Regions from separate parts of the Homo sapiens genome. Here regions 2, 3 and 4 are each linked to region 1. The links are chromatin contacts, found by Hi-C or POLR2A ChIA-PET in ENCODE. All regions are on one chromosome and are shown on one strand. The core of a region is the stretch at or near the end of the contact, and the rest is flanking DNA. Distances in the headings are between cores, read along the strand shown. Region 1 holds the start of ITPKB-IT1 (ITPKB intronic transcript 1). Region 2 overlaps GALNT2 (polypeptide N-acetylgalactosaminyltransferase 2). Region 3 holds the start of TTC13 (tetratricopeptide repeat domain 13). Region 4 overlaps GALNT2 (polypeptide N-acetylgalactosaminyltransferase 2).

What was found. Hi-C counts contacts between places; a loop is a spot of excess contacts on that map. ChIA-PET counts read pairs that join two places held with the same protein, here RNA polymerase II (POLR2A). Pooled maps may share reads with other maps.
Region 2: a map with no recorded cell type shows a loop between it and region 1 (6-fold over the local background). The contact joins the enhancer-like site here to the promoter of ITPKB-IT1 in region 1. A Hi-C loop is called at or near these places in 1 of 37 single-sample maps with no recorded cell type and 3 of 50 pooled maps. POLR2A ChIA-PET finds 5 or more read pairs at or near these places in 1 of 52 experiments (B cell).
Region 3: a loop to region 1 is called in a pooled map, with 6 times the contacts of the local background. The contact joins the promoter of TTC13 here to the promoter of ITPKB-IT1 in region 1. A Hi-C loop is called at or near these places in 2 of 37 single-sample maps with no recorded cell type and 7 of 50 pooled maps.
Region 4: a loop to region 1 is called in a map of aorta, with 14 times the contacts of the local background. The contact joins the enhancer-like site here to the promoter of ITPKB-IT1 in region 1. A Hi-C loop is called at or near these places in 1 of 168 maps with a recorded cell type or tissue (aorta) and 1 of 37 single-sample maps with no recorded cell type.

Annotation. Positions count from the first base shown.
Region 1 is chr1:226,673,255-226,676,546 of GRCh38, reverse strand. It overlaps ITPKB-IT1 (ITPKB intronic transcript 1), which reads left to right and starts at 1,479. Exons shown (of 2, transcript NR_103784.1): 1 at 1,479-1,630. All of the region lies in intron 2 of ITPKB (inositol-trisphosphate 3-kinase B), which reads left to right. RefSeq lists a silencer at 348-497.
Region 2 is chr1:230,108,394-230,111,604 of GRCh38, reverse strand. The region is part of intron 1 of GALNT2 (polypeptide N-acetylgalactosaminyltransferase 2); the gene reads right to left. Among named protein-coding and RNA genes, the nearest start is that of GALNT2, 43 kb to the right of the region's middle. RefSeq lists enhancers at 958-1,037, 1,048-1,107, 1,738-1,797. Within about 2 kb of position 1,549, at least 6 of the 41 ENCODE cell types and tissues checked have a DNase peak (open chromatin) inside an H3K27ac peak, as active enhancers do; they include B cell, where a contact is called at or near this core.
Region 3 is chr1:230,977,121-230,980,679 of GRCh38, reverse strand. It overlaps TTC13 (tetratricopeptide repeat domain 13), which reads left to right and starts at 1,819. Exons shown (of 23, transcript NM_024525.5): 1 at 1,819-2,120. The coding sequence starts at 1,850. ARV1 (ARV1 fatty acid homeostasis modulator) reads right to left here and starts at 1,586. Exons shown (of 6, transcript NM_022786.3): 1 at 1,401-1,586. The coding sequence starts at 1,574. RefSeq lists an enhancer at 1,355-1,654 and silencers at 1,935-2,194, 2,215-2,504.
Region 4 is chr1:230,088,320-230,091,713 of GRCh38, reverse strand. All of the region lies in intron 1 of GALNT2 (polypeptide N-acetylgalactosaminyltransferase 2), which reads right to left. Among named protein-coding and RNA genes, the nearest start is that of GALNT2, 23 kb to the right of the region's middle. Within about 2 kb of position 1,418, at least 3 of the 41 ENCODE cell types and tissues checked have a DNase peak (open chromatin) inside an H3K27ac peak, as active enhancers do.

The sequences.
Region 1 (3,292 bases), core at 230-2,729:
TATTATCCCTATTTTGCAGATGAGGAAGCCAAGGTTTTTAGAAGGTTGGGTGGCCTAGTCAAGGTCACACCGGTAGGGGAATTGGGGGGATGGAGGAAACTAGAGCTGTTTTTCCTTAACCATCTTGCCTCTCACTGAGATGAAACAGCAGGATGGTTCCTGGGACCCAGGATCCCTTTGAACGCTTGGATTAAAATAATTTATGAGTTCTTTGTGAGTGTGTGTGGACCTGCTGGTAGTGGCTTTTCTTCATTAGAATTTGCATGCAAGATTGACACTAAGATGGCTGACTTTCACCATCCCAAACCAACCCTGTTTTTGCACCGTGCTGTAGTGGTATGAATTACCTTGCAGGTAATTGTGGCTTAGGTGATGGTACACAAAAGGCATCATACAGCAGCCAGATGTTCATTTTACTAAATGGAAAATATGACTCAGAACACGGGCCAATCTGAGCCTCCAAGCAGGCAAATTAGCCATTGAGGATGAAGTCTTCACCTCTGGAGAGGAGAGAATGTGGGAGCACAGAGCCCAGAGTCAAATGATTTGGTTGAGATCCCCCCACTTTGGTTATTTAGACTTGCTTATACTCCTCTGACCAGACTATGGGATCTTCTACAGAAATTCTACAGAAGTGTGGGCAGAATTACAAGTAAGGTGGGTTGAGGAAGTGCACAGGTGGAAGTGTAGCCGAGAGGATGCGTTTGAGGAGCAAGAGGCTGGGACTCAAGAAGGCTTTATGCAGACTCGAATCTTACATTGATAACAAGCATTTGCGTAGCACATACGAGTTTCATCCTATGAAGGATTCCATAGGATTCTCACAGCAGCCCAAGGATGTGAGCAGAGCAGTAAACAATATCCCTGTTTTATAGAGGAAGTAGAAATCGAGAAGCAGGAAGGTTGGGTAATTTGCCCAAAGTTCCACCACTAGTAAATCGCAGAACTGGGACTAAAGCCCAGGTCTTCTGACCCTCACTGGGCCCAGCGTTCTTTCCAATATGTCATCCTGCCATTTTCCCCTTCCTTCCTCCTCCCCACAGCTCCTTGCAAGTTCAGCCTGCTGGAGGTAAGGGAAGTGATCATGAGAGTTTTTCCAGTGCTGAGACGTTCTGGAAAAAACATGGACCTGTATCTGTGTCCTGATCTGTGCTTCGTGATTGGACTGTCTTGACACTCGTCTCAGGACTCTGGGGAGTGCTTGTGCAAGTGTTTCCCAGTGTGGCCGGCTTCTTGAACGCTGCTAATGGAAAGTTGTAAGAGTTCTATTTTCCTGTTTCAAGCGAGCGTTTCCCCCTTGGGGTTATAGCAACCACTTCCTCCTCAGCACCCGGTGGGTCGTGGTAAACACCAGTTACAGCAGAGTATCCCCTTCTGACAACCTCATTGGTTCCTTTTTTTTTTTTTTTTTTTTTTTTTGCCTGTAAGCACATACACACAGAGTTCTGAAGGCTAGGTCTCCTTTCCTTCTGGTTTAGAGTTTTCAGAGTACCCTGCTGTGGCCTTGGAAACAGAAAACCCACACAGAGGTCAAACGCAGTTCTCGTGGAGTCACCTTGTCATCCTGCTTTGTTTTGGAAGGAACTGGGTCGGAGGCAGCACAGTAGGACTACAGCATCTTTAACCCTTGGTAGGATGGCTGGATCCGCTGAACGCTTGTGGGTAAACAGGAAGCTCACAGCCTCAGTGGATCATTAAGGGTGATACAGAATAGACACGAAAATCTTAAGTGGGATGGGAGCAGAGCAGGACTTGGTGGGTAGATAGTGAGGAAAAGGAGGCAAATAGGGATGGTGAAGAAATCGAAAGGGAATGGGGGATACAAGGAAAGGGTCAGGAAAGGGTGAGTAAAAGGTTTAAAGAGAGGTGCTAATTTTAGATACTTAAAAGTATTTTAAGTATCTAAAACTTGTGGCTGGGTGTGGTGGCTCACTCCTTTAATCCCAGCACTTTGGGAGGCCAAGGCGGGCAGATCACCTGAGGTCAGAAGTTCGAGACCAGCCTGGCCAACATAGTGAAACCCCGTCTCTAACTAAAAATACAAAAATTAGGCCAGGCACAGTGGCTCACGCCTGTAATTCCAGCACTATGGGAGGCTGAGGTGGGTGGATCACGAGGTCAGGAGTTCAAAACTAGCCTGGCCAAGATGGTGAAACCCCATCTCTACTAAAACTACAAAAATCAGCCAAGTGTGGTGGCAGGTGCCTGTAATCCCAGCTACTCGGAGGCTGAGGCAGGAGATTGGTTTGAACCTGGGAGTTGGAGGTTGCAGTGAGCCGAGATGGTGCCACTGCCCTCCAGCCTGGGCAACAGTGAGACTCTGTCTCAAAAAAAAATGTGTATATATAAATACTTAAAAAATATTTGTAATTGCTGGTTTGGGGTTACTAGAATCTCTTCTGAATCTGTCTCAGTTTTTCTTACAGCTTTTAAAATCCATGGAACTCTATCACCAGGAGATGATTGTGGTATGGAGCTGATCACCCCGGAGTTAGTGGGGTGGCAACTGAGATCGGGGGGAAATGGAGCAGTTTGAGGATATATGGGCCGTGAAAACCTCCCAGCTCTGCCCCCAGCCATGCCATGAAAGTCATGGGGAAGAAAGGCCCCCATTTGTGTGTTTGTGTTATTAAATAGAACAGTAACAGAGCAGGTCTCTGAGCCTGCCTGGCAGAAATCTTTCTGTAGCAGGAGTGTCCTGCAACTCTCTGGTGGATTTGCAAAACAGTACAGATAGAAAAACTTAAATGGGAAACAAGCTTGTCTTGTCCTACTTTGTGGAGATAGATAATAAAGCCGAAAGGCCAAGAAGTGTAAATATATAGCATATATCTAATGTATATGGTATATGTACATATCAATCTATAGCTATGCAATATCTACACTATTTATCTATGTTTATACGATGACTCTAGGCTTCAGAAGACCTGTCAAAGATTTCCATACATCTAGAGAATTTAGAAGGATCCCTTTATAGGTGAGAGTTGAGACTTTTTGGCTGCAGGTTGGGATTTGGTGGACTAGTTCCTGGTACCACCACCTAGTTGCCGTGATTATCTTTAGACTAACCAAGGCCCTTGTGTTAGCCTTCCGTAAATCATCCCCACCCCTAAGCAAGACAGCACCTATACCTTCACAGTTTCTCCAGTTCATCCCTGTTTTATTTTATTTATTGTTTTTTGAGACAGGGTCATGCTCTGTCACCCAGGCTGGAGTGCAGTGGCACGAACATGGCAGCCTCTACCCCTGTGTTCAAGCAATCCTCCTGCCTCAGCCTCCCGAGTAGCTGGGA
Region 2 (3,211 bases), core at 300-2,799, 3.4 Mb before region 1:
GAGTGAAAATCAGAAGTTAAAACTTGGAAACAATCCCTGATGATTTCAGCCAGCAAGAGAAAGACTACTTGGGTACATGCCCTGAAGGAGGGATGCTTTCTCAGACCATGCTTTTGAACACTTTCAGAGTCTCATTGAGCAGAGCCTTCTGGGGAGGGTTCACCTTGAAATGTAGGTAAATACACATGTGTGTTTGTACATGTATGCAAACACACTTGTGTTGTACTGCATATGTTCCATGCACACATGTGTATGCAAATGTGCATGGGCAGTGTGTGAACATGTATGTGCCTGCAAACACATATCGTAGGCTTGCATGTAAGTACACATTGCAGTGTGCACGTGTGCACAAATTAGTATGCACACGTGTAGGTACATGCATGCATGGTACGCACATGTACATGCAGGCATACTATGCACTGCATGTGTGCATGTGTGCTGTGTACATGTGTGCATGCACAGATACGCATGTGCCATATGCCCATGCCACATGCCCATATGTACATAAATGCAGACACATGCAGTGTGTACATATGTATGTACACACACACAAATATGCATGCACAGTATATATACGTACACACGCATGCAGACACACGCACACACATTCCTGCAAGTCAGGTATGAACAACAATTCTAATTACTTTATCAGCTTCTGCCTGGCAATGGTGGCTTGTACTTAAAGAGAAGAGCATACATTTTCCCCAGAACTCCCATGGTCTGTCAGTAACCCACCCAGAGGAAACTATATACTCCACGCCTCCCCAGTTTTCCACGGTCAGGCTGATGTCCAAACTCCTCTCAACTCATGCTCAATGTATTTGCATTCCCAGTCTCTTTTTACCAGAAAAGACCCTAGAAAAATCTATTGAAGACAAAAAAAAAAAAAACAGAAAAGCACAGCTGAGAGAGACCCTCAAGGCTTAGGCATAGAAAAAGTCTGAGGACCTAATAAAGAATATAACAGCGCACTCCAGCAGCAGTGAGTAGTTCTGCATTATCACTGTATGCAGCACACCATTCTAAGTGTTCTGGTTACATTAACTCACTTAATCCCCACACAAAGCTTTGATTATCCCCATTTAGTGTAAGTGGGGAAACTTAGTGCAAAGGTCAGACACCTCCAACATGACAGCACTAGGACCCAACCCCAAGCGGCCATGCTTGAGCCACCCCACGCCCTGTCCTCATGTGACAGTAGTGGGGCTCCCAGGCCGTCAGAGCTCACAACAGCTCCAGTGACTCAAATAAGAACAGCCCTGAACATTCTCTATTCAACCTCAGAGCAAGCACAGAGCAGAGACAGAGATCCTTTTGGTCCCCCTAAAATGTCCCTGACACACAGGAAAAACACAGGTGAGGAGGGGAGGGAATGAGTCACAAAAATTAAAAACCACCATAGTATATTTAAATGAGCTATTAGCCATACTGAGAGAATGAGCAGGAGCACTAAGTTTAAGGAAGGACACTTTCACCCCACAGCTGCTCCTAGGATGGCTCAGCCTCTGCACAGAGAACGGCTGCATCAGCCTGTGGGAGGCACACCTGCTCTGCCAGGACGCCGTGGCTCCCAGTGCTACCCCAGACGGGTGTACACCAGGTCTGTTTCACATCTCTGATCTGCGTGACAGGAAACAGAAACAGAACTTGAGAGACCTACGCGTCCCAGAAGAGGTCAAATGTTAGCAAATGCATAAAATGAGCTTGTTTGTCTTTCTGACTTGAGGCTCACTGACTGCCTCCCTAACAGTGTTCCTTCTTTTTTTTTTTTTTGGAGACGAAGTTTCGCTCTTGTTGCCCAGGCTGGAGGGCAATGGCGTGATCTCTCAACTCACTGCGACCTCCGCCTCCCAGGTTCAAGTGATTCTTCTGCCTCAGCCTCCAGAGTAGCTGGGATTACAGGCACCTGCCACCACGCCCAGCTAATTTTTGTATATTTAGTAGAGATGGGGTTTCACCATGTTGACCAGGCTGTTCTTGAACTTCTGACCTCAGGTGATCCACCTGCCTCGGCCTCCCGAAGTGCTGGGATTACATGCGTGAGCCACTGCGCCCAGCCAACAGTGTTCCTTCTTAAGTCTACTCCTACCCTGCAGCCATACATCTGGTGGTGGACAATGGTGCCTCTCCAGTCTTTCCAGGTCATTAGCCAGTCCCAGACAGACCTCTGTCCCCCAAGAACCTGTTCGTGTGACAGGGCTGCCTTTGTGGCACTAGTCCTGACGTCCCACATGAGTGGCCTACTCCTGTTAACCACCACACCATGTCCCTGCTACACCCCGAGGGAGCCTGCAGGGCCCCCAACCACCACTGCTGCAGCCGCCACCCCACCCCGCACCTCCCTGCACCCGCTCACCTGCAAAGGCAAGGACCACACTGGGCAGCTGCATCCCATCTACGGGGGTCCGCAGCCGCAGCTCCCAGGGAGACCCCCATCAGAGGGCAGAGCCTTCCAACGCCCAGGGGAGGCTACTGGTGGAGCGGGAATTCAACTCAGTGAGTTGCTGCCAGCAAAGTGTTTAATGAGATAGAGAAGAGTAGGATAGTCCATCTAGAAAACGTTTGCACTGTTCGCGAAACTTTGTTTCTAACATATATATCCTGCTCTACATCTCATCCTGTTATTCAGATGGTCTCCAACTTACCATGGCTCGACTTAACAATTCTGACTTCACGATGGTGCGAAAGCAATATGCCTTCAGTAGAAACTGTACTTCAAATCTGGAATTCTGCTCTTATCCTGGGCTAGCGATATGCGGTCGGATAGTCTCTGACAATGCCGGGCAATGTCAGTGATTCACAGCTCTCAGTCAGCCACACGGTCACGAAGTTAAACAACTGATACCCTACAGTGTGCGGTGCTGTCAGCATTGTTTGGATATGACTTGCCCAATTGCAGGCTAACGTTTAAGTGCTCTGAGCACAATGAAGGCAGGTGAGGCTAAGCTATGATGCTTGATAGCTTAGGTATATCAAATGCATTTTCGACTTCAGATGTTTCCAACTTACAGTGTCTTTACTGGGACATGATCCCATCATAAGCTGAGGAACATCTGTGCATAAATCTCATCCTTATATATCCCATCAGGGATGGATGCTCCTCGACTTACAATGCGCCACATCTTGGTAAAGCCACTGTAAGTTGAAAATACCATTATATCAGAAGTGCATTATGGACTTAGGATATTTTCAACTTATGATGGGTTTATCG
Region 3 (3,559 bases), core at 570-3,069, 4.3 Mb before region 1:
GCTAGTATTGGGTTTATGTTGTTGCAAACCTGGTGGAAGTTCTCTTCTGTTTTCGCAGTGGCTCATGCCTGTAACCCCAGCACTTTGGGAGGCCGAGGTGGGTGGATCATTTGAGGTCAGTTCAAGACCAGCCTGGTCAACATGGTGAAACCTGGTCTCTACTAAAAATACAAAAATTAGCCCGGCGTGGTGGTGCAGGCCTGTAATCCCAGCTACTTGGGAGGCTGAGGCAGGAGAATTGCTTGAACTTGGGAGGCAGAGGTTTTAGTGAGCTGAGAGTGCCCCACTGCACTCCAGCCTGGGTGACAGAGGGAAACTCTATCTCAAAAAGAAAGAAAGAAAGAAAAAAAAAACCGAAATAAGATTGCCAGAAATCATGAAAGGCCTATATGAGGTTAATCGTCACAAATTTGTTTTTCCCCAGCAACGTACTGCTGCATGGGTACAGGGACAAGACCAGGCAATATGTTGGATTTAACAAGGGTTGACATTTTGACAAAAGAGGGAAAGTACTTGAGAGAGGAACAGGAAATTGAGGTTGTATGCATCAGAACGTTATGTGGTTGGCAGATTATACAGGTATACACTCAGTTTGTCAATTCTCTTGTATATTACTACAGACCATAATTTACTAAAGAGATTAGAAAATCACAAGATCTGAAATGGGACAAAAATGTACTGTCTATTCTGTGACAGGTTCTTTGCTAATTAATACCCCCAAAGAACCTCCAACTTTGTAGACTCTTTAAACATAAGATTATTCTCTCTGCCGTAAAATAAAGAAGGGAAAGAGTAGCAGGAGACTCCATAGGGCCTTATAAGCCAGTTCAGGGATTCGGGCCTTAACTCTGAGATGGAAAATCATCAGAAAGTTCAAGGTATTCTACGAACACCTTGAAATGAGAATTTTTACTTCCTCACTTTTGGGTTTTGTACCACCAACGTCTAGCATAGTGCTTTGTACACCGTAGACATCCAATAACGACAATTGATGAAACCTTTAAAAAGCATCGTAGGTGAATTCAACATGGGTTGTGGAGGGTAAGGATGGTACCATCTCTCTGTCAAAGGGAGAAGAGCTAGAAGGAAGTAGCTTTGGCATGAACCAAAATGTCAACCTAATTGATCTTTAAATTTCTCTGCAAAATGCCCACATCTACCTCTGTCTGTCGGTCCGGTCCGTTCGCCGGCTTAGGTCATATCACCCAAATATGCCCCAGTATGAGAAAAGCGCTGTCGGGTAGCTGAGTTCTCTATCAGTACAGATATTCATGCAAAGATCCCGGGCGGGAATGTCAACTACCGAACTAAAGACTGTATCAGAGGACCCTGCTCCTCGCGGTCCCCAAATCCCGCCGCGCCATTTTCTTCTCAAGGGCACCCCACACCTGACAACTCACACAGATGGTTATCTTCAGCACACCGTGGTTATAGTCTCGGTACAACTCTTTGGCCTCCTGGTTGCATTCGATGCACCTGTACTGGCAGGAGGCCGAGGCAGCAGTAGGAGTCGCTGCCACCCCATCCACGTTCCCCTTCCCCTGCTGCAGGCCGCTCCGCCCGCCGTTGCCCATTTCCACTCAACTGCAGTCCAGAACTTCCGATTCTGTGGAGGGTAAGACGTCAGACGCCAGACCGGAAGACTTGCGCCGCGCGGGCTTATTGGGATTCGTAGTCCCGGCACCGGCAAGGCGGCCCCGGGCTGGCCGAGCTGGGACTACCATTCCCAGCACACAATGCTTCTCCCCTTGTCCCGCCCCCTTGCCACGGTCCACCTGCCCGCCGTAGGTTAGAGGCGGGGAGGCCTGAGAGCCGGGCAAGGGCTGTCGCGCATGCGCCTTGAGGGAAGATGGCACCTGCCGGCTGCTGCTGCTGCTGCTGCTTCTGGGGCGGCGCTGTGGCCGCCGCGGGCGCCGCCCGGCGTGTCCTGCTGCTGCTGCTGCTGGGGGTCCTGTCCGCCGGGCTGCGGCCAGGCGCCCTGGCCACCGAGCACTACTCGCCGCTCTCCCTGCTCAAGCAGGAGCTGCAGCACCGGCAGCAGCAGGAGGCCCCGGCGGGCGGCGGCGGCTGCAGCCCGCAGTCCGGGGACTGGGGGGACCAGTACTCTGCCGAGTGCGGCGGTGAGTGGGCGGCGGCGGGCGTCCGAGTCGGCCGGGGCGGCGGGGCAGCGGGGCTGGGGTCCCGGGCCGGGGTACGGGTCGCCCGGGCCTCACGCCTCCGGCTGCGGCGCGCGATCCGCGGGAGCCGGCTCGGCCAGGGGTCCTGGCGGGCAGCTTCCCGCCGCTGCCACCCACGCCGCCGCGCGCCCTCCTGCAGCCGCCTTTGGGCAGGGCGGCGAGTCGAGAAATGAGCTGACAGCATGCTCCTGGGGCCAGGGCGGCCTCTCTCCTGAGTCTGAAGCAACTGTTGGAAGGGTGGCGGAGGAGATGGCAGGTGGCCCGGGGCAGCCCTGTTCCCGCCGCCGGCCTCCCGAGGATGCCGAAGGGGCGAGGGAGGGGCGGGCGGACGAGCAACCAGCCCGGCGGCTTGCGGAGCCCGCCCCCGGAGGGAGACGCCTGGCACATCTTAGGCCTGGAAATCAGGCTTCCTGACCTCCCGGGTTAATGTCTCGTATACAACAGTTCCTAAAAATTGGATCCCTGGAATGGAAAAAAAGAGCAAGCCCATCTTATCTGCTCGTTGACATCTTGCTTCCAGTTGTTTAAGATCAACCTGCGATCTGTCAGGTGTCTCCCAGAGGGAAAAAAGGCCCCTGCAGGCCTTGAGCCTGTGTGTCAGTGCCGTGTGTGTATTGGAGCTACGCCAGCTCATTCATTAAGAATGGGCGCTATTGGCTTCAGTTTAATAAATCATAGCAGATGCCTCTGGGACAAAATACGTGTGTACATTTTTTTGTTTTGAAGTTCTGTCGTGGGTCTTTTTACCCATCAATCTCCTCCCTTTCTCTTTCCCCCTTCTCTATGTGAGTTCCCTTATGGCTTGCTTTGGGAAGGACCGGGGTCTACCGAACCCACTGGGAGATGGTTGCTTTTAAGACTTGGCAGTGGTTTTCTTCGGCATTGTGTACCTGGGAAAACAATACCTTTTTTTTTTAGTTGAGATGAGACGTCAAGATTAGCACAATCTGATTTCCTTTTAGTACAGTCTGACTTCCTTGAGGAAGTGTCACTCACTGAGAGGTTTGTGACTTTTTTATTTTGCGGTAGGCCTTAGCTGGTAACGGCGTAAGTAACACGGCCAGCCTTGCACGGTGGAGAAAGAATGGCATTTACTTACCTCTGTCACTTTCTGTATCTCTGAGCAAGTGAATTACCTGTCTTTGTAAAATGCCTCCTCTGTAAGTGGAAAACACTGTTCACCTAATTGTGGGGTTTTATTTTCCTCACGAGGGTGCTGTGAGGGAAATGAGAAGTAGCCGACATATATTGAGTGCTTGCTGTATGCCAGGTGCTGTTATAAGTGCTTTAGGTCTATGAGCCTAGTATATTAGTCTATCAGAAAAACAATAACCACCTCATTAGATGGTGGCTCATTTTCTCAGATGAACAAACTGAAACAT
Region 4 (3,394 bases), core at 169-2,668, 3.4 Mb before region 1:
AAGCCCCATCTTGCTGGTGCTTCTACCGCCTCCTGCTGATGGAGGTGGCCCGGAAGCCACTGGCAAAGCAGCTGGGATGTGCGGTCCTAGCTCCAACACTGCAGAACAGAGCACAGAGTCTGGAGCTGAAACAATAATTTCATAAATTACATGTTGGGATTTTTGAAAAATCAATCTCCATCACTACCCTAAGGAGAGGGTATTGATTCTATACACAGAAAGATCCCCAGAACGAGAAGGCCGATGCATCAAGATTCCTCAGACAGATGGAAATAGGCCAATAGAAAAGGTGGCCGATAGAAAATAGATAGAAATAGGCCGATAGAAAAGGTTTGCTGAGGACCGGGCACAATGGCTCACACCTGTAATCCCAGCACTTTGGGAGGCCAAGGTGGCCGTATCACAAGGTCAGGAGATCAAGACCATCCTGGCCAACACGGTGAAACCCTGTCTCTACTAAAAAAAAAAAAAATACAAAAAATTAGTATGTGGTGACACACACCTGTAATCCCAGCTACTTGGGAGGCTGAGGCAGGAGAATAGATTGAACCCAGGAGGCGGAGGCTGCAGTGAGCTGAGATCGTGCCACTGTACTCCAGCCTGGGCAACAGAGATTCCGTCTCAAAAAAAAAAAGAAAGAAAGAAACAAACAAAAGAAAAGGTCTGCGGAGTACACACACCCCAGGAGTGCTGGCTTTCTCAGCGAGGCACAGTTCTCATCAATTAATGAACTGTCATTCTTAGCAGTATCTTACAATTCTGATGCATGTAAACCCCAATCCCCCATTGATAACTCCTAGATGGAACTAATAACATTGAGTTTCCAAACCTATAAAACCAAGAGTGATGCCTTAGACCCATGATCATTCTCTCTCTCAAAGCTAAGTCTGAGATAGCCCAAGGGTCTCTCTCTTACTTTAACTCATATTTAATTACCTGTGATTTACACACTAGAAAATAAGATCTTTTGAAGAAAATAATAAGCTTCAACTATTTCTGCAAACGTGTTACACATACACAACCGCACAGAAAAACACAGATAGAAACCTTCAACTTCTTCCTGGATCAACTTACCACATTCCTAAGTTCTGACCAGCTTATTTGCCAACAGAAAATTCGAGTCCAGGAACTTTGGGAACCTCAGAAGCACCAGCCCTCCCCACCCCTCCTTCCCTTCCCATTCTTCACCTCCACACACACAACCGTTATTTCTCCTAAGAGTTAACTACAGAGACAGCAGGACACCAGTTCTGGTAGCAGGTCCACCACCTTCACACGGCATTTGCAGAGGCTGTGGAGGGGCAGCAGGCTCTGCTGTGTGCAATGCTTCATATCACCCACCCACCCCACTTCAGACTGGAAGACACGGTTATGTTTATTTTCCCCCAGAAGATAAGTGACTCACAGGCAGTTTGACAACAAATGTCAAGGTCCTTCAACCACAGAAAGTTCCCAGCATTTCCAATCAGTTGGGACATAATCCAGAAGAGGTTGCCTGGGATTATTTTTCCTTGGAAATTACATTCATTCTATCTTGGTGACAGACACCCACATATGGGGTCAAACTTTCCCTCATCCAAAAAAAAGATGATAATCAAAATCACAAGATACCACTTCATATCCATTAGGATGGCTACTATCAAACAACAGAAAATAACAAGTATTGGTGAGGATGTGGAGAAACTGGAACCCTTGTGTACAGTTGGTGGGAATGTAAAATTGGTGTAGTCACTGTGGAAAGCAGTATGGAGGTTCCTCAGTATATTAAAAAACAGAACTCCCATATGATCCAGCAGTTCCACCAGGTGTACTCCCAAAAGAATGAAAAGCAGGGTCTCGAAGGGAAATGTGCACACCTGTGTTCACAGTAGGATGAATAGCAAATGTGTTGCACGTGTTAGCAGCGTAATGTATAAACACAACGTTGTATGTCCATAGAATGAACTATTACCCAGCTTTAAAAAGAAAGGAAATCCTGTCACATGCTACATGGATAAACCTTGTAGGTATTATGCTAAGTGAAATAAGCCAATTCAAAAGGATAAATACTGAATGACTCCACTTACATGAGCTACCTAGAAGAGTCAAATTCACAGAGACAGAAGGTAGAACCCTGGCCGCCAGTGGCTGCAGGGAGGGAGAATGGAGAGTTACTGTTTTTTGGGTACAGAGTATCAGTTTTGCTAGATGAAAAGAGTTCTAAAGACGGATGGTGGTAACAATGTGAACACAATGTCACTGAACTGTTCACTTAGAAATGGTTATGGGCACTGCGGCTCACACCTGTAATCCCAGCACTTTGGGAGGCCGAGGTGGGCACATCACTTGAGGTCAAGACCAGCCTGGCCAACATGGCGAAACCCCATCTCCACTAAAAACACACACACACACACGCAAAAAACAGCCGGGCATGGTGGTGTGCACCTGTAGTCCCAGCTACTCAGGAGGCTAAGGCAGAAGAATCGCTTGAACCCGGGAGGCGGAGGTTGCTGTGAGGCGAGATCACACCATTGCACTCCATCCTGGGCCACAGAGCGACTCCATCTCAAAAAAAAAAAAAAAGAAAGAAAGAAATGGTTAAAATGGTCAGTTTTGTTATATGTATTTTACCATAATAAAAACTGTCGGGGGGGAAAGTTGATACATGCCACTACCTGAATGAACCTCAAAAACTATGGCAAGTGGAAGAACTCAGACACTAAAGGACACACAGTGCTTGAGTCAATTTATACGAAATATCTAGAATGGATAAATCCACAGACGCAGAAAGTACACTAGTGGTTGCCAGGGACTGGGGAGATGAGGAAATGGGGAACAACTGCTTAATGGGCATAGGGTTTCCATTTGGATGAAAATGTTTTAAAACTAGACAGAAGTGGCCGGGCGCGGTGGCTCACACCTGTAATCCCAGCACTTTGGAAGGCTGAGGCAGGTGGATCATGAGGTCAGGAGATCAAGACCAGCCTGGCCAACACAATGAAACCCCGTCTGTACTAAAACTATGAAAAATTAGCCAGGCATGGTGGCAGGCCCCTATAGTCCCAGCCACTTGGGAGGCTGAGGCAGGAGAATGGGGTGAACCTGGGTAGCGGAGCTTGCACTGAGCCGAGATAGCGCCACTGCACTCCAGCCTGGGTGACAGAGCAAGACTCTGTCTCAAAGAAAAAAAAAAAAAAACTAGACAGAAGTGGTAGCTGTACAACTGTAGTAAATGTCACTGAACTGTATACTTTACAATGGCTAATTTTATGTTACATGAATTTCACCTCAATAAAAATGAATTAAAAAAAAAACCCTGTCACACAGAACAACAGAGATGAATCTTGAAGACATCATGCTAGTGAAAACAAGCCAATCAGAAAAGGACAAATATTACAAGATTCCACTTACATGA